Linked DNA regions of Homo sapiens: region 2 is linked to region 1. Evidence: chromatin contacts called from ENCODE Hi-C or POLR2A ChIA-PET data. All regions are on one chromosome and are shown on one strand. Each heading gives the region's core, a stretch centred on a gene start or an enhancer-like site at or near the end of the contact. The rest is flanking DNA. Distances are from core to core; before and after follow the strand shown. Region 1 holds the start of ATP8B1-AS1 (ATP8B1 antisense RNA 1). Region 2 overlaps ATP8B1 (ATPase phospholipid transporting 8B1).

Region 1 (4,984 bases), core at 911-3,410:
CAGAGGGATAACTTTGAATAGAATGAGAGGCAGGTTTGTCTTAAGCAGTTTCCAGCTTGAGTTTTCCTTCGTAAAAAGGAAAATATTTTGGGGGTCCAAGATATTTTCCTTTCACACTCCCTTCTCCCATACAGAAGGAATATACTTCCCTGCTTCATTTCTGCTGGGCTTAGCCATGTGCATTTACTTTGGCCATAGGATATTGGCAGGTGTGATGCAAGCAAAGGTTTACAATGTGTTTGTGCAGTTGGACTTGTGTTCTTGCTTCTGCCATTGTTAGAGAAGCCGAGGCCTAGGAGGGCCAGAGTGACACCATTTTAAGTTGAGCTCCATCTTGAGACTCCTTGCCAGTCACAACCCATGGTCATAAGATGTTTACAGTTGAGAAAACAGCCTAAAGATACCTGCAAGGACACAATCCTGTAACAACAGAAAGACCAGATGTCCCAATACCCGTAATATATGCTTTCAAGATAATTATAGTTATGCTTTAATGTACTTATACACTAAAATGTCAAGGAGAGTTTTCTTTAAATCAATAAAATAATAAATTTTGTCATGCTGTCAGACCACATGCACAAAGACACAGCTTAGTTTAGCCTTTACATAGACAAAACCCCTATATATCAAATTTTTTTTTTTTTCAGACAGAGTCTCGCTCTGTCTCCCAGGCTGGAGTGCAGTGGCGCAATCTCGGCTCACTGCAAGCTCCACCTCCCGGGTTCACCCATTCTCCTGCCTCAGCCTCCCAAGTAGCTGGGACTACAGGCGCCCACCACCACAGCCGGCTAATTTTTTGTATTTTTAGTAAAGATGGGGGTTTCACCGTGTTAGCTAGGATGGTCTCGATCTCCTGACCTTGTGATCTGCCCACCTCGGCTTCCCAAAGTGCTGGGATTAGGCGTGAGCCACCGCGCCCGGCCTATATATGAAAAATTTAAAATGGCCAGGCGCAGTGGCCCAGCACTTTGGGAGGCGAGGCGGGTGGATCATCCTGAGGTCAGGAGTTTGAGACCAGCCTGGCCAACATGCGAAGCCCTGTCTCTACTAAAACTACAAAAATTCACCAGGCGTGGTGGCGGGCGCCTGTAATCCCAGCTACTCAGGAGGCTGAGGCAGGAGAATTGCTTGAACCCAGGAGGCAGAGGTTGCAGTGAACCGAGATTGTGCCATTGCACTCCAGCCTGGGCAATAGAGCAAGAGTCCATCTCAAAAAAAAAAAAAAAAGAAAAAGCTAAAACAAAGACGGGGCATTCCTTTGCTTGCTTCCTAAGGACGCCCTACTCTGTAATGGAGGCGCTTTCAATAAACTCTCACCGTACCCTGCAACTTGTCTTGAATTCCTTCCTGCGTGTAATTCAGGAGGCCTCTCTTGGGGTCTGGATCAAGACCGCTTTTTCTGTGAACAACCACCATGAGAAGAACACGCCCTGACTGACCCACTGGTCCAGGGAAGCTGAGACATGGAGAAGACAGGGACCCAATCTTCAGCTTGGAGACACGTCCAGCTGAACTCAGCCCACATCAGTGACCTGCAGATGCATAAGTGAGAATAAACGATTGTTGGGTTACGCCTCTGAGTTTGGGAGGCATTTTGTTACACCTCTTTAGTGTGGCAATAGTAGACTAATAATACATGCTCTATTATGCAGAAGTGTGTGGCTTAAAATAATAGTTGAATGACCAGGTGCGGTGGCTCAGGCCTGTAATCTCAACATTTTGGGAGGCCATGGTGGGAGGATCACATGAGGCCAGGAGTTCAAGACCAGCCCGGGCAACATAGTGGGACCCCCGTCTCCATAAAATTTTTAAAAAATTAGCCTGGCGTGGTGGGCGCACGCCTGTAGTCCCAGCTACTCGGGACGGCCAGAATGAACGGCATTATCGTCTGTCTCTTCATTCTGATTCTGGCCAGCAAGGGGTGGCCTCCCCCTGCGGTCCTTGCTGTTAGGTCCCTGCGCCCCCTCAGCTTTGCGCTGAAGGTCGCTTTACCGGACCCCACTTCGCCCTACCAGGCGCAGGATGAGCGTCTCTGTTCTTTTAATGTGGCGTCCCCCACAGGCCACCGTACCAGGCCGCCGGTCCGGGGTTAGGGCACTTGACGCCGGCGCCGCCATGTTGTCTCCGGGCCACTTCCGCGTTTCTGGCGCGTGGTCTTGCATTTCCTACTTGGTCCTGTTCGTGGCGCCGCGCCTCCGGGTGTTGGGGAGTCCGGGATGATGGGGAATCCGGGGCTCGCCCTAGTCGCGGGGACACCGCCTTCCAGGAGCTGTCCCCAGGCAAACTCACAGACATCTTCAAAGAGCCTTCTTGGACATTCTGCTTTTTGCTCCTCATAACAGGCTTCGGTAAGAGAACAGGCAAACATCACTGCGGGCGCCTCTAGGGCTCGTTTCCCTGTCCCAGTACCGGGAATCGGGGAGGGGTCCAAGCAGAGTTCACTTAGTTAACAAATCAGTGAAGCAGTTGGAAAATCTCAGTTATATTTTAAATGAGATCGAGGGCGGTGACTCACGCCTGTAATCTCAGCACTTTGGGAGGCCGAAGCGGAGGTGGAGGGTCGCTTGAGGCCAGGAGTTCGAGACCAGCCTGGGCAACGTGGTGAGCCACCCCCGCCCCCGCCCCTCTATAAAAAATACAAGAATTAGCCGGGCTTATTGGCATGGGATTGTGGTCCCAGCTACTTAGGAGGCTGAGGTGGGAGGTCGCTTGAGCCATGGAGGTCGAGGCTGCACTGAGCTGTGATCACGCCACTGCACTCCAGCCTGAGGCTACGGAGAGAGACCCTGTCTCTAATTAATAAATAAATTATAGATAGATGATAGATAGATGCAATAAAAAATAAAATTGGCTTGTAAACGGCAAACTAAAAGTGGAAATTATCATTACAATGAAAATATTAATTTGAGGAACCGAAAACTTAACTTTCCTTTTCCTGTAGTTAAGTTTAAGCACTTAGATTTGCTTCAGTGATTCCCAGGCTTCATGATTGCAAGCTGCTTGCTTGTAAGCACCTTGTCTCTCACTAAAAAAAATTACAGTTATTTTAAAGTCCCGCTGGATGCTCATTCTTTAAGGAGGGTGAACAATGGTAACTCCTGTACCGTTAGAGCTCTGAATGAAGCCAGATACGTTCCATAGATCACAGAACTCATTTTCTGGCTTGGTGAGCCTGGTCAAGTTTCTTAACCTTTCTGAGCCACAGATGTTTCAATTATAAAGTGATAATAACCCTTCACTGGGAAGGTTATTGTGAGGATAATATGAGATCAGCTATACCAAAATATGCCTAACATGTACTTGACATCCAGTAAGCTTTCTGAATTAGGATATAAATGGCATTAATGGTTAATCATTGTTATTCTTTTGTTCCATGATATGCATGAATAACAACTTGAAGCCTTCAAACTGCTGAGAGCTGCTTGGTGGACCTCGTCTCTCAATTTGCCCTTCCCACTAAACCTGTCTTCCCCCAACAGTGGGCTTTCTGGTCAGCATTTCAGAATGTCTCAAACCGTAGGTCCTTCCCACAGCCCCAAATCTCAGCAAATGACCAGTCTCTTGCTTCAAGCTATTAAATGGATGCTGTCTGACAGCCCTCCCTTGAAACCTGCAAACTCTCGTGCTTTGGCATCCATCCTTTCCCTCTAGTGCAATGCAAGTCACATCCTCCCTCTGGCTAACCTCTCCACCCATCTTCTGGATTCCCCACACCTCTCCAATCTAATCTTCACACTCCAGCCAGGGCGAACACTTACAAATATAAACACAGTCATTTCATTCTCTATCTAGCAACTTTCCATGGACTTCCTTTTGCTCTCAGGGTTCACCTCAACATCCTTACAGGCTTTCCAGGCTGTGTATGCTCTGGCTTACCACTGCTTCTTATTTTTTTTTTTATTATTTATTTATTTATTTATTTATTGATTGATCATTCTTGGGTGTTTCTCGCAGAGGGGGATTTGGCAGGGTCACAGGACAATAGTGGAGGGAAGGTCAGCAGATAAACAAGTGAACAAAGGTCTCTGGTTTTCCTAGGCAGAGGACCCTGCGGCCTTCCGCAGTGTTTGTGTCCCTGGGTACTTGAGATTAGGGAGTGGTGATGACTCTTAACGAGCATGCTGCCTTCAAGCGTCTGTTTAACAAAGCACATCTTGCACCGCCCTTAATCCATTTAACCCTGAGTGGACACAGCACATGTTTCAGGAGAGCACAGGGTTGGGGGTAAGGTCACAGATCAACAGGATCCCAAGGCAGAAGAATTTTTCTTAGTACAGAACAAAATGAAAAGTCTCCCATGTCTACCTCTTTCTACACAGACACGGCAACCATCCGATTTCTCAATCTTTTCCCCACCTTTCCCCCCTTTCTATTCCACAAAACCGCCATTGTCATCATGGCCCGTTCTCAATGAGCTGTTGGGTACACCTCCCAGACGGGGTGGTGGCCGGGCAGAGGGGCTCCTCACTTCCCATAGGGGCGGCCGGGCAGAGGCGCCCCTCACCTCCCAGACAGGGCGGCTGGCCGGGCGGAGGGCTGACCCCCCCACCTCCCTCCCGGACGGGGCGGCTGGCCGGGCAGAGGGGCTCCTCACTTCCCAGTAGGGGCGGCTGGGCAGAGGCGCCCCTCACCTCCCGGACGGGGTGGCTGGCCGGGCAGGGGGCTGACCCCCCCACCTCTCTCCCGGACGGGGCGGCTGGCCGGGCGGGGGGCTGACCCCCCCACCTCCCTCCCGGACGGGGCGGCTGGCCGGGCAGAGGAGCTCCTCACTTTCCAGTAGGGGCGGCCGGGCAGAGGCGCCCCTCACCTCCCGGATGGGGTGGCTGGCCGGGCAGGGGGCTGACCCCCCCACCTCCCTCCTGGACGGGGTGGCTGCCGGGCGGAGACGCTCCTCACTTCCCAGACGGGGTGGCTGCCGGGCGGAGGGGCTCCTCACTTCCCAGACGGGGTGGCTGCCCGGCGGAGGGGCTCCTCACTTCTCAGA
Region 2 (4,746 bases), core at 382-2,881, 140 kb after region 1:
AACATGGTGAAACCCCGTCTTTACTAAAAATACAAAAATTAGCCGGGCATGGTGGCAGGTGCCTGTAATCTCAGCTACTCAGGAGGCTGAGGCAGGAGAATCGCTCGAACCCCGGAGGCAGAGGTTGCAGTGAGCTGAGATCATGCTATTGCACTCCAGCTGGGGCAACAAAGCAAGACTCTGTCTCAAAAAGAAAAAAAAAAATGTTAAGATGGTAGATTGTATGTTGTGTATATTTTATCACAATAATTTTTTTTTCTTTTCTTTTCTTTTTTTGAGACAGAGTTTTGCTCTTGTTGCCCAGGCTGGAGTGCAATGGTGCCATCTTGGCTCACTGCAACCTCTGCCTCCCAGATTCAAGTGATTCTCCTGCCTCAGCCTCCCAAGTAGCTGGGATTACAGGTGCCTGCCACCACGCCTGGCTGATTTTTTGTATTTTTAGTAAAGACACGGTTTCACCATATTGGCCAGGCTGGTCTCGAACTCCTGACCTCAGGTGATCCACAGGCAGGAGCCACCGAGCCCAGATAACAATAAATTTTTTTTAAGTACTCAGTTGTTCTTTATCTCCTTTGGAGAAAGGAGAAGAGATTTAAACTGATTTCAACTAAAAAATTTCCTGATCAGACAAGTTGCCAAAAGAATAACTGGAATTTCTTCTCTGACTGTGTTTCTCAAGTATCTAGCCAGGCAGTGTGCTAAAAGCTAGGGACAGTGGGAAACCAAAAATCACACATCCTACCTTAATGGGGCTAAGAGTTCAGCCCAATGGCTCTGAAACTTTAGCACATATGAAAATCCTCTGGTGGGCTTGTTGAGCACAAATTGCTAGCACCTACACTCAGGATTTCTGACTCAGGGGGACTGGGCTGGGGTCCAAGACTCTTCATTTCCATCAAGCTCCCGGGTGATGCCAGTGCTGCCGGTACAGGGACCACCCTTTAAGAAGCTCTAGGGCAGGAGGAGGGACTTGTAGGTAAAGAAGCAGTTTCAATCAAGTGTGCTGTGATGGGAATCCACCCAGTATACATACTAGGTAATGCATCCACCTGTCCTAGGAGAGGTCAAGAAAGCCTTTCCTAGAGGAGGTGTTGCAGAAATTGAGGTCTAACCTGAGACCTACAGGACATGTAGGAGTCAGACAGGTGCATGAAAGGGACAGAGCATTTCAGGTGGAGAGTGTCCGATTTGCACAGGTCTAGAGGTAAGAACAGCCTGTTCTTGAAATTGCAAATCTTTCCATGTCATGGGCAGTCAGAGAGTGATGGGGAAAGTAATGAATAAGGAAGAGAGAGGTGAGGTCTATCAAAAAGGACGTTGGAATCCTACAGTTTATCCACAGGATAAAAGGAAGCCAACCTCAGGCAGGCTTGCAGCATTCAAGAATTGAAGCTCTAAGAACTAAGGTGAGCTCATCAGCTCCGGGAGAAGGCATAGGTCCAGTAGAGTCGCAGACTAAGCAGGTGGGGAAGGGGGCAGTTGTACATGCCCCTCTAATTCTCGCATCATCTCACACAACCCAAGCTCCATTTCCTCAGAAAGCCTTCTGCTGCTCAGGTAAGAAAAACCCAAGGCCATTGTGCCATCCAGTACAGTGGCCACGAGCCATGTGTGGCTATTAAATTAGCTAAAATTAGAAGCCAGATCAGCAGTTGCACTAGCCTCATTTCAAGTGTTCAACAGCCACCTGTGACTAGGGGCTAGAAACAGGAACGCTTTTGGGCCAGGCTCGGTGGCTCATGCCTGTAATGCCAGCACTTGGGGAGGGCGAGGTGGGTGGATCACCTAAGGTCAGGAGTTCGAGACCAGCCTCGCTAACATGGTGAAACCTTGTTTCTACTAAAATAACAAAAAATTAACCAGGCTTGGTGGTGCGCGCCTGTAATCTCAGCTACTCAGGAGGCTGAGGCAGGAGAATCGCTTGAACCCAGGAGGCAGAGGTTGCAGTGAGCCAAGATCGTGCCATTGCACTCCAGCTTGGGCAACGAGAGCAAAACTCCATCTAAAAAAAAAAAAAGCAGAACACTTTCATCATCCCAGAAAGTTCCCTAAGCCAGCACTGGTCCAGGAAATGAAGTATAAGCAGGATTAGATCTAAGACTTGCCAGGCATTTTGGTTTTACTGCCTGAAGCCAGCAAGCAACTGGTTTGGGTCTTCACTCATGAAAACACACACACATACAAATATATACACAGAGAGCTCTAAATTGATTTTTAAAAAATCTATAGGGTATAAAGCAAGACAATTAACAATTATACATTATATACAGTCTACAAATATCCTAGATATCACTTTTATAATGAGATATAAGGAATTCTGGCTGGGAGCAGTGGCTCACGCCTGTAATCCCAGCATTTTGGGAGGCTGAGGCAGGCAGATCACCTGCAGTCAGGAGTTCGAGACCAGCCTTGCCAACATAGTGAAACCCCATCTCTACTAAGAGATACAAAAATTAGCCAGGTGTGGTGGGGGGCACCTGTAGTCCCAGCTACTGGGGAGGCTGAGGCAGGAAAATTGCTTGAACCCAGGAGGCGGAGGTTGCAGTGAGCAAAGATCATGCCACTGTACTCCAGCCTGGGCAACAGAGTGAGACCCTGTCTCAAAAAAAAAAAAAAAAAAAAAAAAGAAAAGAAAAGAAAAGAAAAAAAAGAATTTTCTTAAGCTACTAAGAAGAATCCTAGAATCATACCTATTCTCCAAAGCCATCTGTAAATCCTAAAAATAACCAGTCAAGGGAATTGAGGGAGGAAAACATAGTCCAGATTAGAATTCTAAAAGGCCATTTTTACTGTTTACATGCCAAAAAAAAAAAAAAAAAGCTAAGCTTTTAAAGCTTTCTCTATTGTGTATTTTACCAAAGTCAGTATGAAGGATTCAAAATATTACATAGCTAATCCTTACTCCAAGTTCTAAAAATAAAATGCAAGAGACGGTTGCATGCCAAGTTGGTAACAAATCCCTATGCCAAGGATAGAAGTGGAAATTGATGCAAGGAGGAAATGAGTTATGCTGTAAAATGAAACACACACCCAAGAGAAAGGCTTAACCCTTGGGCTGACCATAGCAGCAAACACTGTAACCAGTTAAAAAGTCCAAGAAGCCAGAGGTAGATGATAATTCTACAAATTCAGAGATGTTCTTGTTTTCCCAGCTGCTCCACAAGGACTTTACCAGCCTAGATAAACAGAGCCCGCCTTCCACTTTCCATGAAGGATCAGGTGGGCAGCTTCCCAGTGAGTAAGGTGGGTGGCTGAGTATCCTTATCTTGATGGTGAGTGACAGGTGGCTTTGGGAAGTGTACTCAGACAGGACAGCTTCCTTGCTCAACCGTGGTCTGACCCAGGCATATTAAGGGGAGGACCAGCTCAGAAAGAAAGCAGAGCCAAGTGTATGCATTGCGCAAAACCTCTGATGGCCAGGAAGGCCTGGCCGCCATTCCCTAGAGCCACGCATTCTGCCTGCCCCACGACTCTTCCATCCTCAGAGCCGTATTTCCTCCTGGGCCTGCCCTGCCAGATCTGATTGGCTCCCTTCTCCCTGCTCTGCTATTAAATGCCTTCCTTGGGTTCAAATAAAGCTAGTTTCTCTAGAGCCTTTCTAGGTATGCCCGTGCGCCTTCCCACTCCAAACCCACTGTGAATGGAAGACCATTCATTCACCAATTCCTCATTTAGTTAAAAATCAAGACCCACCAGCAAGAAACTCAGTGCAAGGCTCCTTGGAGGTGCTGGGGTAAAGCAAGAAACTGCTAGTACTTCATTAAGCCAGTAGGCAACTGGTTTGAGCCTTAATTCATGAAAACACACACACTTCACTCTAAATTGATTTTTAAAATATCATAAATGCCATCGGACTATCTCAAATGGCAAGAAACGGCCAAAGATGACTCCAGAGTAGATAATTGAAATGGATGTGGGGAAAGTAAGCTCATTCAGGAGCACTGAGCCTGGGGCATCCCAAATGCACAGCAAATAGTAGATCTGATCGAAGAACTTTTATTTGTAATTCTGATTTCATAATGTATTAATGATAGCACCAGCTAGCATTTATTGAGCCAATGCTATGTGTCAAGTACCATACCAAACATTTAACACACACAAATGCATTTAAATATACAAGGATCCAATAAGGTAGGTCCTGTTATTCCCCTTGTATAAATGAAGACACTGAGGTCAAGAAACTTGTCCATGGTCTCACAAGTGTGCGGTAGAGTCCAGATTAAAACCCAGCCAGCCCAGCATCCTGCTCATAAAACCCTCATGCTGAGAACTGCTGAACTGCATTTTTTTTTTTTTTTTTTTGAGACAGAGTCTCACTCTCTCACTCAGGCTGAAGTGCAGTGGTGCGATCTCAGCTCACTGCAACCTCTGCCTCCCAGGTTCAAGCGATTCTCCTGCCTCAGCCTCCTGAGTAGCTGGGACTACAGGTGCATGCCACCATGCCCAGCTAATGAGAACTGCTTTTTCTTGCACTCAGGCAGAAGTGCCTCAGCCTAGCAAGCTTCCCTAGGTGCCCACCCACCCCAGCTGCCAATGGGAACCGCAGTCCAATATTTCACATTTCGGTTAGATGTCTCAAAATTTGTTTAGCACTTTCCAGAGCAGTCCACAAAATGCCACTTGCCTTGACAGGCCTGTGTTCTATATGCAATGGCACCACAGAATTTAGTTACCATCCACTTTGCCTCCATCCAGTTTGGGATCTTCCTCACTCCGTGAGACACAAGGCTCCTTTCTCCTGCCTCC

What was found. Hi-C counts contacts between places; a loop is a spot of excess contacts on that map. ChIA-PET counts read pairs that join two places held with the same protein, here RNA polymerase II (POLR2A). Pooled maps may share reads with other maps.
Region 2: a loop to region 1 is called in a pooled map, with 3 times the contacts of the local background. The contact joins the enhancer-like site here to the promoter of ATP8B1-AS1 in region 1. A Hi-C loop is called at or near these places in 2 of 168 maps with a recorded cell type or tissue (GM12878 and gastrocnemius medialis), 12 of 37 single-sample maps with no recorded cell type and 10 of 50 pooled maps. POLR2A ChIA-PET finds 5 or more read pairs at or near these places in 10 of 52 experiments (AG04449, HCT116, HEK293 and 7 more).

What each region holds. Positions count from the first base shown.
Region 1 is chr18:57,628,171-57,633,154 of GRCh38, forward strand. It overlaps ATP8B1-AS1 (ATP8B1 antisense RNA 1), which reads left to right and starts at 2,161. Exons shown (of 3, transcript NR_164148.1): 1 at 2,161-2,348. RefSeq lists enhancers at 1,813-1,862, 1,909-2,409, 1,933-2,422, 4,700-4,984.
Region 2 is chr18:57,765,785-57,770,530 of GRCh38, forward strand. The region is part of intron 1 of ATP8B1 (ATPase phospholipid transporting 8B1); the gene reads right to left. Among named protein-coding and RNA genes, the nearest start is that of ATP8B1, 35 kb to the right of the region's middle. Within about 2 kb of position 1,632, at least 3 of the 41 ENCODE cell types and tissues checked have a DNase peak (open chromatin) inside an H3K27ac peak, as active enhancers do; they include gastrocnemius medialis, where a contact is called at or near this core.